2 separate regions of the Mus musculus genome follow, and region 2 is linked to region 1. The links are chromatin loops, found by intact Hi-C in ENCODE. Cell type or tissue: heart. All regions are shown on one strand. Each heading gives the region's core, and the rest is flanking DNA. Links, peaks and the distances in the headings are about the cores only. Region 1 has its middle 5.0 kb from the start of Gm41647. Region 2 has its middle 37 kb from the start of C330024C12Rik.

The links. Peaks named below come from ENCODE experiments on the same cell type or tissue, not always from the same donor. Only the 100,000 strongest peaks of a DNase experiment are listed, where the experiment ranks them.
Region 2: a loop joins it to region 1, with 2.0 times the contacts of the local background. A loop is called at or near these places in 4 of 42 quality-filtered maps.

What each region holds. Positions count from the first base shown.
Region 1 is chr17:87,209,261-87,214,638 of GRCm38, reverse strand. No RefSeq gene overlaps it. Among named protein-coding and RNA genes, the nearest start is that of Gm41647, 5.0 kb to the right of the region's middle. In heart, for the core only: no CTCF peak of the experiment used is centred there; no DNase peak of the experiment used is centred there.
Region 2 is chr17:87,155,603-87,160,980 of GRCm38, reverse strand. No RefSeq gene overlaps it. Among named protein-coding and RNA genes, the nearest start is that of C330024C12Rik, 37 kb to the left of the region's middle. In heart, for the core only: no CTCF peak of the experiment used is centred there; DNase peaks (open chromatin) are centred at 3,060 and 5,050.

The DNA.
Region 1 (5,378 bases), core at 71-5,070:
ACGGCACTTTCTACTGAGAAGACCAGGAGTTGGAGGTTGTGGAGTAAGCAGGGGCAGGCTGGAGCAGAGCAGGCTTGTCAACAGTCCCGGGCCCTGGAGAGACGGCTCCAGCCATGAAGGAGAAGGGCCGAGGCAAACAGCCACACAGAGAGGAAAGTCAGAGGGCTCAAACCCAAGAACAGAAGGCTGGGTGAAGCTGAAGCCATAGGTTGAAAATTCCAGGACTCCGTGGGAGAAGTGAGGCCTTCCCCTGAATTTGTTTTGTTTTTGTTTTTGTTTTAATGCTTTTGATGTTTGAGACTATGTACTATAAACTCTTGGTCTCCTTCCTCTAACTCCTGACTGCAAATATTATAGATGTTTCTTCAGGAGACCTGGCTTTAAGGCTTGAGGCTCATCTACGTCAGCTCTTCAAGACTGTGTGTTCTCTGACCTGTACCCTGAATGTGGCTTCACAACATAAACTGTATTTCAGAGGAGCAGGAGGCCCTGAAAGCAGCTGGAAGCACTGACTGCTCTTCCAGAGGACCCGGGTTCGGTTTCCAGCATCCCCGTGGTGGCTCACAGCTATCTGTGGGTCCAGTTCCAGGGGACCTGACACCTGCACACAGACATACATTTAGACAAAACACCAATGCATATAAAATAAAAATAAATAAAATTATTAAAAATAATGTAGGCCAGAGATAGTGCTATCATCCACCATAACCCAGAAAGCTACACTCTGGCTCTGTTCTTTACCACAAGAGAATCCAAGATTTAGTATCTACAGGGACCTGGGCATTAGGTTTGTGGGGTTTTTTTTTGTTTGTTTTTTGTTTTGTAGAGGGGGTTGTGCTTACGTTTTTCCAGGGAGTCACCCACCCTTATCCCTACCCTTTTATTCTGCAGCTATTCAGAGTTGTTGCCTATGTTGAATTAAGCTGTAGAAAAGTCTGATTTGAGATCATCTCTTTTTAGTCTGAAAACAATGTAAGCATATCATCAAAAAAATAAAGAACTTGGCGGGTCGGGGGCGATCCTACCAACAACTGTTACTTTATTTTTTTCTCCAGCCTTGGTCTGAGTGCTGGTGTGTTTCATCAGACCATCCTATGTTCTGTCCATCGATTTGTAAGTCTGGTGTCAGGATCCTGTGCTGCCCCTCCACGACTCTCGCAGGTGGACAGATGCTATGTGTCCTTCCAATTCTGCTCTTTCTCCATTCTGCTCTGCACCTTGGCAGCTGGCACTTATGGACTGTACACACTCACTGCTATGCCCTCTGGGACTGGGAGGGTTTAGCCAATAGGGAGAATCAACTAAAGAGCACAGGGAGAAGGGTGAGGGCCGAGTACTTCTTTCTGGTATTTCTCTCTTGGTGTTACTATAACAAAACGCTGCAGGCTGTGAGGCCTGAACTATGGGCAACTGATCTCACAGTGATGGAAGCTACAAGCCCTGAGATTAAGGTGACAGCAGGGCTAGTTTCCTCTGAGCTTTTTTTCCTGTTTTACCTGTGTTTGTGTGCTAGAGAAATGAGAGAATGAGGAGCAAAGAGGGAAGAAGGGGAGAGTGAGAGAGAACAGACCCTGGTATCTCAGACCAGATTTCCTTTTCCTTCAAGGTTACCAGCCAGGTATTGGGGCCCCAAGCTCAATTTAACTACCTTTGCAAAGTTTCTATCTTCAAACACAGTATTGGGGAATTAAGACTTCAATATATGGATCTGGAGGATATACACATGGCTTCTGTCAGACCAAGAACAGCTTTGGACAGTGTTCCCTCACTCCGCCTGTCTCAGTGGCATTAATGGTGCTGGGCTATCATCAGTCCCAGGGCCTATAGCCATATCTCCCCATGACTGACCCACATCTTTATAAACAGTCACTTTAATTGACTCTGCTCACTGGACCATTTTAAGAGGGTGGCTTCCTGCTGGTGAAAGATCCAATAGCTCTAAAGGGTTTCTGGGGGTGGGGGTGGGGGTGGGGGAGAGACCCAGCCCTGGTTTAGCTCCTTGCAGGGGGACACTTGGCTCCAGTCACTTACTAATGTGGAGGTAGACAGGGGATGTTGACCTGTAGTCTCCCCTCCCCCAGCCTGAAACCTGCTTGCTCAGGGGTGGAGCTTCCTGCTCATTCGTTCTGCCACGCCCACTGCTGGAACCTGCGGAGCCACACACGTGCACCTTTCTACTGGACCAGAGATTATTCGGCGGGAATCTGGTCCCCTCCCCCTTCCTTCATAACTAGTGTCGCAACAATAAAATTTGAGCCTTGATCAGAGTAACTGTCTTGGCTACATTTCTTTCTCTGGCCACCTAGCCCCTCTTCTCTTCCAGGTTTCCAAAATGCCTTTCCAGGCTAGAACCCAGGTTGTGGTCTGCTGGCCAGACACAACATTGACCATTTAGCACATGACTTAAAGCAGAGTGGTCCACATCTTTAAGACAGTCTCAGCAACCCTTATTGTCTGCTTCTCCTGCCTCCAGCTCCCATCTCTCTACCAGCCTCAGTCCCAGTTCTCAAATCCCTTTTCTTCCTTTTGTACTCTGCTGGACAGTAGACCCCACCCGAACCTGTGTTTTCTCTTAGCCCATCCAGGCTTTACTCAGAGCTTCTCTTTCGGGTGCTGGGATGGGCTGGGGACTCTTGGAAACCCTGACATCACCTTGTAAAATATCCATTTCCTTTTCTGCACTCTGGAAATTTTGCTTCTATCATACCATGATGGTCATCTGAGGCATGGCAGTCTAAGGTATTCTGAAGAAGTAACATGTCTTTATTTATCTAGTCTTTATTTATAGGCCCCTGTTTTTGATTACCTTTTTGAAAACACTGTGGGTATTTAAGCAAACGTACTGAGCCAAATCCTTCCTTTCCCATTGCTCAGATCTCAGCTGTACATAAGATTAAAATAAGAAGAGGATCAAAGTATGAGTTCTTGAATCACATGGTTTACTGCAAAGGCAATTTTTACTTAGTTTTATGATCCTTTAAAGTGGAGGACAAATGTGAACAGCTCTCGTGGGAATGCACACAGTAAAGGAGTGTGATGGTTAATCTTGCTATGGTTAAACTCGATAGGATCTGGAATCTACGGGGTGAGTCTGTCAGGAGAAAAGATTAAGTGAGGAGAGAAGACCCTGCTTAGAGTATGGCCTGCCTTCTGTAGAGTATGGGGTTCCTTCTGTAGAATATAGGGTACCTACTGTAGAGTATGGAGTGTCTTCTGTAGAGTATGGAGTGCCTTCTGTAGAGTATGGAGTGCCTTCTGTAGAGTATGGAGTGCCTTCTATAGAGTATGGAGTGCCTTCTATAGAGTATGGAGTGCCTTCTATAGAGTATGGAGTGCCTTCTGTAGAGTATGGAGTGCCTTCTGTAGACTATGAGATACCTTCTATAGAGCCTTCTGTAGACTATAGGGTACCTTCTGTAGAGTATGGTGTGCCTTCTGTAGAGAATGGGGTGCCTTCTCTAGAGTATGGGGTGCCTTCTGTAGAGTATGGGAGTACCTCTGTACAGTACAGGGTGCCTTCTGTAGAGAGTATAGTACCGTCTGTAGAGTATGGGGTACCTCCAGTAATCTTTAGGCACCTTCAACACCTGACTGAGACTGTTGAAGCATCCAGCTTTATGGACAGAACAGCTACCTGTTTTTTAGGCTCTCTGGCATCCAGATAGCCCACATTGTCAGCTACTCTAGCAAATCACCCCTCCCCCACCCCCAGTGTTTGGTTCTGTTTCTCTCAAGACCCTTTGCCTGACACAATGAGGTATGTTATTCATAATGTGAGTTCCAAAGTTATTAATCTGATGCTCACTGAAGAAGGGCTCTGTGAAAAGCAAGCTGTAATTAAAATCTGAACTCTTCATATGACGTGCCCAGGAAAGATGACAGCCTACACAGTGCATATTTACAAGGTTTCAAAAAGTCCCTGCCGGGCTGTGGCCTTGGCATTGAACTCTCAAACTGTCTGTCAAACTCAGGTTTTTATATAGCTTGAGTCTGAGAATGACATCTTAGTCCACTTGGTCATTCAGACTCTCTCTCTCTCTCTCTCTCTCTCTCTCTCTCTCTCCATCTGTATCTTTCTCTGTCTCTCTCTTTCTCTGTGTGCATTCACCCATGTGAAGATCAGGAACACTTAATCCAAGCAGGAAGAGGAGTACACTTCAAGTCCTTGTCTGTAGCTGCCACCCATGCAGTAGCTTGAAAGGGAAGTCATTTCAAAGCTGAGGAACATGGAGATGCTACACATGAGTTTTCAGTGGCCTTCTGGACAGAAATATTTGACTTCTCCTGAGTGACACTGAGCAGTTGCCTGTAGTCCATGCTAGCCCAGAGCTTGAGGCTCCAGAACCATTGTTCAGAGGGGCCAGAAGAGCTTTCTTAAGATCATAGAGCTTGCCTGAAAGAGAACAGCCAGTGGACCTGACAAATGCAGAGTTACTGGTAAGAAGCAACAGCTTTGTCACTGGACAGTGTTCTAAGTGTTACCACACGTTCTGCAGATCATCCTGCCTCCCATCCTAAGACCCAGGTGAAGAAGATCCCTGCAGCCCTGGTATACCCTCAGCCCTGGTGTACCCTCAGCCCTGGTGTACCCTCAGCCCTGGTGTACTCACCCTCAGCCCTGGTGTACCCTCAGCCCTGGTGTACCCTCAGCCCTGGTGTACTCACCCTCAGCCCTGGTGTAACCTCAGCCCTGGTGTACTCACCCTCAGCCCTGGTGTACTCACCCTCAGCCCTGGTGTACCCTCAGCCCTGGTGTACTCACCCTCAGCCCTGGTGTACTCACCCTCAGCCCTGGTGTACCCTCAGCCCTGGTGTACCCGCAGCCCTGGTGTACTCACCCTCAGCCCTGGTGTACTCACCCTCAGCCCTGGTGTACCCTCAGCCCTGGTGTACTCACCCTCAGCCCTGGTGTACTCACCCTCAGCCCTGGTGTACCCTCAGCCCTGGTGTACCCTCAGCCCTGGTGTACCCGCAGCCCTGGTGTACCCTCAGCCCTGGTGTACCCTCAGCCCTGGTGTACCCGCAACCCTGGTGTACCCGCAGCCCTGGTGTACCCGCAGCCCTGGTGTACCCGCAGCCCTGGTGTACCCTCAGCCCTGGTGTACCCTCAGCCCTGGTGTACCCTCAGCCCTGGTGTACCCTCAGCCCTGGTGTACCCTCAGCCCTGGTGTACCCTCAGCCCTGGTGTACCCGCAGCCCTGGTGTACCCTCAGCCCTGGTGTACCCGCAGCCCTGGTGTACCCGCAGCCCTGGTGTACCCGCAGCCCTGGTGTACCCGCAGCCCTGGTGTACCCGCAGCCCTGGTGTACCCGCAGCCCTGGTGTACCCTCAGCCCTGGTGTACCCGCAGCCCTGGTGTACCCGCAGCCCTGGTGTACC
Region 2 (5,378 bases), core at 240-5,239, 54 kb after region 1:
ACTGGTAAGCCCTGAGCCAACCATCTCCCCGACCCGTTTCCACATATTTAAACGTGCTTTTTCTTACTGTTCCCTGGGTATTTGATTCTTTGTTTGTTTGGTTTCTTCCTATTTTATGTGAATTGCACATTTCTTAGCATTCTGCTTTGGTTTCACCGGTGGCTTGCTCACTGTGTCGCTTGGTTTCCTTTTATTTAGTATTGCTGTAGAGCTTGCCTATGCATAGTTCATGAATCACAATAGACTAACAGTATCACAGTAGTTCACATGGAATGCAGAGAAGCCCAACAGCACACAGTCACTTCTGTCTACAGTTATTATTACATTTTAGAGTTTTAATTTTAATTAAAAATTGTTTTGCCTCAGATTGCTGTCTCTCCAACTCAGCGAGAGCGTTTGCTCTTTATAAATCTCTCTCCCTGCAGCAGACTTCCAGAAGCTGCCTCAAGGAAGAACACTTTGAGGCAACTATAGACCTTATCTTACAGTTTGGATTTTAATTACCCTCGAGGGACCTTGTGGTTTGAAATGTGGGTCTCCTCTAACAGTATTACTAGGAATTGGTGGACAGTCTAGGGGGTGGGGCCTATTTGCAGCAAATAGATCACAGGGGCCATGCTTTTGAAAAATGTATTTTGTCCCAGTCCCTTCCATTTTATTGTCCTTCCCACTTCCCTCTCCTTTTCCTTCTCTCTCTAGCTGGAGAGAAGAAGAGAGATTTTATATAGGTGTGCCAAGTTCTGAGCAGGGTACAGAATGCATCATCCAGAGCCCTGACTGAGCAGACATAGTACTGTGGTTTGGGTGTGGATTGTCCTTCCCGGGTACACGTAGAGATGCTATTGCAATAGAGGATGCTGGAAAGTGGGGCCATCAAGAATTAATTATGTTGATCGAGGCTCTACCCCCATGAATGAAGTAATGTCTTTGAAATGCTGTGTTAGTTCTCTTGAGACTGAAGTGATTCTCATAGTGTCTTGGTTAGCGTTTCTATTGTTGTATCAAAATATAATAACAGAAATACAAGTTTGGAAGAAAAGGGTTTATGCAGCTTACACATCCACATTGCTGTTCATCACCAAAGGAAGTCAGGGCAGAAACTCAAGCAGGGCAGGAACCTGGAGGCAGGAGCTGATGCAGAGGCCATGGAGGGGTGCTGCTTACTGGCTTGCTCAGCCTGCTCAGGGTTGGTACCACCCACAATCCCCATCATTCACTAATTAAGAAAATGGCTTATAGCTAGATTTCATGGAGGCGTTTTCTCAACTGAGGCTCTTTTCTCTCTGATGACTTTAGCCTTGCCAAGTTGACATGACACCAGCCAGTATACGCAAAAAACGAGTTAGTTGAGAGTGGGCTGTCCCAAGCAAGCCCGGCGCTGGCTCTCACCATTACACATGCTCTCTCTTCTGAGCATGCTCACTTCCACTCGTGCACAGTCTCACTGTCTGATGCCACCTGCCCTGCCAGAGGAGGTGCCTGGCCTTGAACATTTCTGCCTCCAGACCTGCTTTTCTTCATAAATTATCCAGTTTCAGGTATTTTGTCAAGATAACAGAAAATGAACTATGAAAAATGATAAGTGTACTTATCAAGGGGATGCATCATTTTACATAACCACCTTTAGTCTCTGGAAATGGCCTTCTCCTCTAAGATATGCTTTCCAGGGTTCGTAATCAGGTTCTCACCTGGGTCGGCACCGAGAACACTGTTTGTTCCAGTTGGGTTGTGAATCCCAAGGCAGAATCTTCTAGCGTGAACCTGGAGCATCATTGACAAATCTTTGGAAATGAGAGCTGCAGGCTGCCAGCCCCGTGGCTTCAGTCCATCGGTTTCCCTCCCTGGTGAAGCAGAGTTGACTGGTGCGCAGGGGGGAGAGCCAGGGAAGCTGCTCAAAGAGGCACAAAGGCGAAAGATGGACTGAGCTTCACACTGTGGCTAAGAATCTGGCTTGCCTGCTCTAGAAACCCATCCAAACGCCCGTCCTTGGGACCTATGACACACTCCAGATAGACTGGTTTTTTGTTTTGTTTTGTTTTCAAATCCTCATTGTATATGTTAGTTCATTATGAGGGTCCGTTCTCCACGCCTGTTCTTCTGTATCCTCAGACTCAACCAGCCACAGACGGAACATATGGGAGTGGACACCACCGTATCTTTCTGAACAGACTTTTTCTCTTATCGCTATCTCTCTAAACAATACAGCCGTGGTTTACATAGTCGAGATATTTTGAAAGTATTTAGGAAATCTAGAGATGAGGTAACACGTACGGGGAGGATGCGTGTGGGCTTTGTGTAACGTGCCATTCTGTGGAAGGGATGAGCATTCGTGGATTTGGGATTCAAGGCGTGGGGTCCCGCAACCATTTTTTTTTTCCATAGATAACAAATGACAACGACTGTGTTCAGCAGTAATGAAACCTGTATCTGGTTCTCCGTATGTCTCTCAGCATCTCCATGGGGGCAGAAGCAAGAGCTGTAAAGAGAGGAGCTGAGGCAGAACCAAGACTCAGGACGTAGGAACAAGCCGTTTGGAAACCTGCTGCTTTATACACTTATTAAAGATATTACAAAAGAGAGTCTGAATGGAAGTGCCCTCCATGGGTGGATAATGCTCTTTCCAGAAGTCATGGATTTTTAAATGAAAATCTCATTGCCAATCGTAGGCTTGGTCAGGGAAGCCCCAGAGATGCCCTCACCGGCCATTGCTCTTGGTCACCTCCCAGAATTTTGTTTTGTTTTTAAGACAGTTTCTCTGTGTAGTCCTGGCTGTCCTGGAATTCATTTTGTAGACCAGCCTGGCCTTGAGCTCGGAGCTCCGTCTTCCTCTACCTCCTGAGTGCTAGGGAAAAGGCATGCGCCACTAACCCTGGCTTTGCCTACCAGAAATTTATGGTAAGACCCTATTGCTAAAGTCATTGCACATTTTGGCCACAGGGCATAAAGAAATCGAGATGCAGCTGAGCTGGACGCGTCCTCCCAATGAAGTCTTACTCAGCTGTAACTCCTGTAAGCTACTAACACTGCCAGAGAAGACACGCCCTCTGGGCTCGAAGTCCTTGGGGAGGTCAGACTTCCGCTGGCTGCGGGGCGCAGGGGATGCCGGGAGACCGGAGGTAGGAGGCGCCACACATCCAGAATCCCTCTGAAGCAGTAGTGGCTTGCCTGGTATGGGAATAACAAGGTGCTTTCTGATTGGATCTGAAGTCTGCTACACAGGAGTAAATGCATGCCTGTTACGCAAATCTGTTCAAGAGCCCTGGGCTGAGGCCATAGGCGCTGGTAGGGAATATACAATTGTTGTTTTGCTAAGTGGCCATGTTGTCAAACAGCTTTGTAAATAAATGCTCGTATTTATGTAGCCATAAATGAGCGCTGCACTCACTCAGCCTTCGTCAGAGAAGCTTCTCTCTGCAGCAGGTAATGCTTAATGCAGAAACCCATAGCTGGCCCAAGTGCCTAGAAGAAATGACAATACGGTGCTCCCTTCACATCCGTGCTTATCCAAGGGACATCTGTATCCAAGGGACATCAGTGTCAGCCCCTCCAGAGCTCAGAGAACACGGAGCAAGACAGGGAAGAGAAAACGCAGGAGCCAGAGAACGGAGAGATGTGCAAACAACAGGTATATTGTGGACATGACCCAACCACACACTCACGAACTCCTGGCGGCTGCAGTCTGAACAACCAACAGCTCCACTGGACGGGGAAGGGACCATGAGGCCCACTCCTCCTAAGGGGGTAGTGGTGGTTAATGGTTACTGGAAGGTGGAGGTTATCATCTTCTTCCATGGTGTAGCCATTGATAAGCTGTTTCTCGTTCAGTAAATACTCTTCCATTCAACACTAGTGCTAGAAACTAGTTTTAAACTCAGTGGGTCACGGACAAAAAGGGATCTTGTAGGGAAGAAGGCTTCAGTGGGAGAGAGAGAGGAATGGGGTGAAAATGACTAAAACTCATTACATACATGCATGAACCTGTCAAAAAGGAGAGAGAGAGAGAGAGAGAGAAGGAGAAGGAGTGGGAGGAGAAGGAAGGGGTTTCGGGGGCAGGGGGAGGGAGAGAGAGAGAGAGAGAGAGAGAGAGCATGCACCTAAGAAGGTTAGATAAATTACCTGGGTGGTGTAGAGTGAGCTGTGTGGGTGCCTTGACTCTTGGGTTTTAGATTTGGATGGAGTTGGTTGTGGCTTAGATGGGAAGAGGGGTAAGATCCACTGGGCATGGGCTTCCAGGATCTGAAACAAGAGCCTTTCTACAGACATTTTTATTCCTAATGGGACCAAAGGAGACAGAAGCTATACCTTCTAGGAGTTAAAGACAGTCACTCCTCAAAACACTCAGTCCAAACTAAGGAGAGCACCGTTGTTGATAAAGGCCAGATAAATCCAGGGGTGACTGCAACTTTAAGGAATTTACAAATGTGCTACCAGCTCCCCTAAGACCTGAGAGTGTGGCAAGGAGCTAAGAGACAGGGCCTGGGGCCATCTGTCCTCGTGGAGGTCTAGGGACAGCTGCCAATCATAAATGACTCTTCATCTCTGTTCAGCATTCACTCTAAGAGAATTGCTTCATAGTTCCTTTTGCTGAAGTCTCAGTTTCCTAGGAGGAACATGAGAACTCGGGGGTAGGGGGTGCTAATCTAGAAAAATGTCACTTCCCTGGAAGTGTCCCATGTGACAGTAGAAATGGCACTGAAATGGTTAGCATTAAGTGTCACCACTACAGAGTGTGGAATGGCCTGGGAGCTGGCCTGTGGGCATAGCATACCTGTGCAGAACTACCTTGATTACCTTAACTGCTGTGAGAGGAGCCATCGGAACTGTGGGCAGGACCTGGGCTGGATAAGCAGAGAGTGCAAGCTAAACACTAGCTTGCTCACACTCATTGTTCCGTTCTGTTATGGTGGATGCAATGTGACCAGCTCCTTCAAGCCCCTGCTCTTCTTCACCATGATGGACTGTGACCTGAACTGCAAGCCAGAATAAATCCTCTCCCCCTTTAACAGCTTTTTATCAGGATATTTTTTACCACAGCAACAGGAAAAGGAAGTAAGATAGGGGCCAAAGTATTTCTCTTCAGTCAGAGCTCTCAGGCGCCCTGTGGGATTCTGAGATTCCTCATCTGGAAGATAGGCTCCATTCTGCCCTGGGGTTGAGCAATAGCAATGGGCATGAAAAAGTTTGGAGTTTGCTGTGAGCTGGGCGGAGTTACCACTTCCAATCTATAGCCAATCCTGCCAGGAAGGTTCTCCAGTAAGAAACAGACAGAAGCAGATTCATCACGAGGGATTGGCTCATGATTATGGAGGCCATGAACCCTGGCAACTTGTCATCTTCAAACTGGGGGCCTGAGAAAGGCAGTGGTACCGTTCCACATG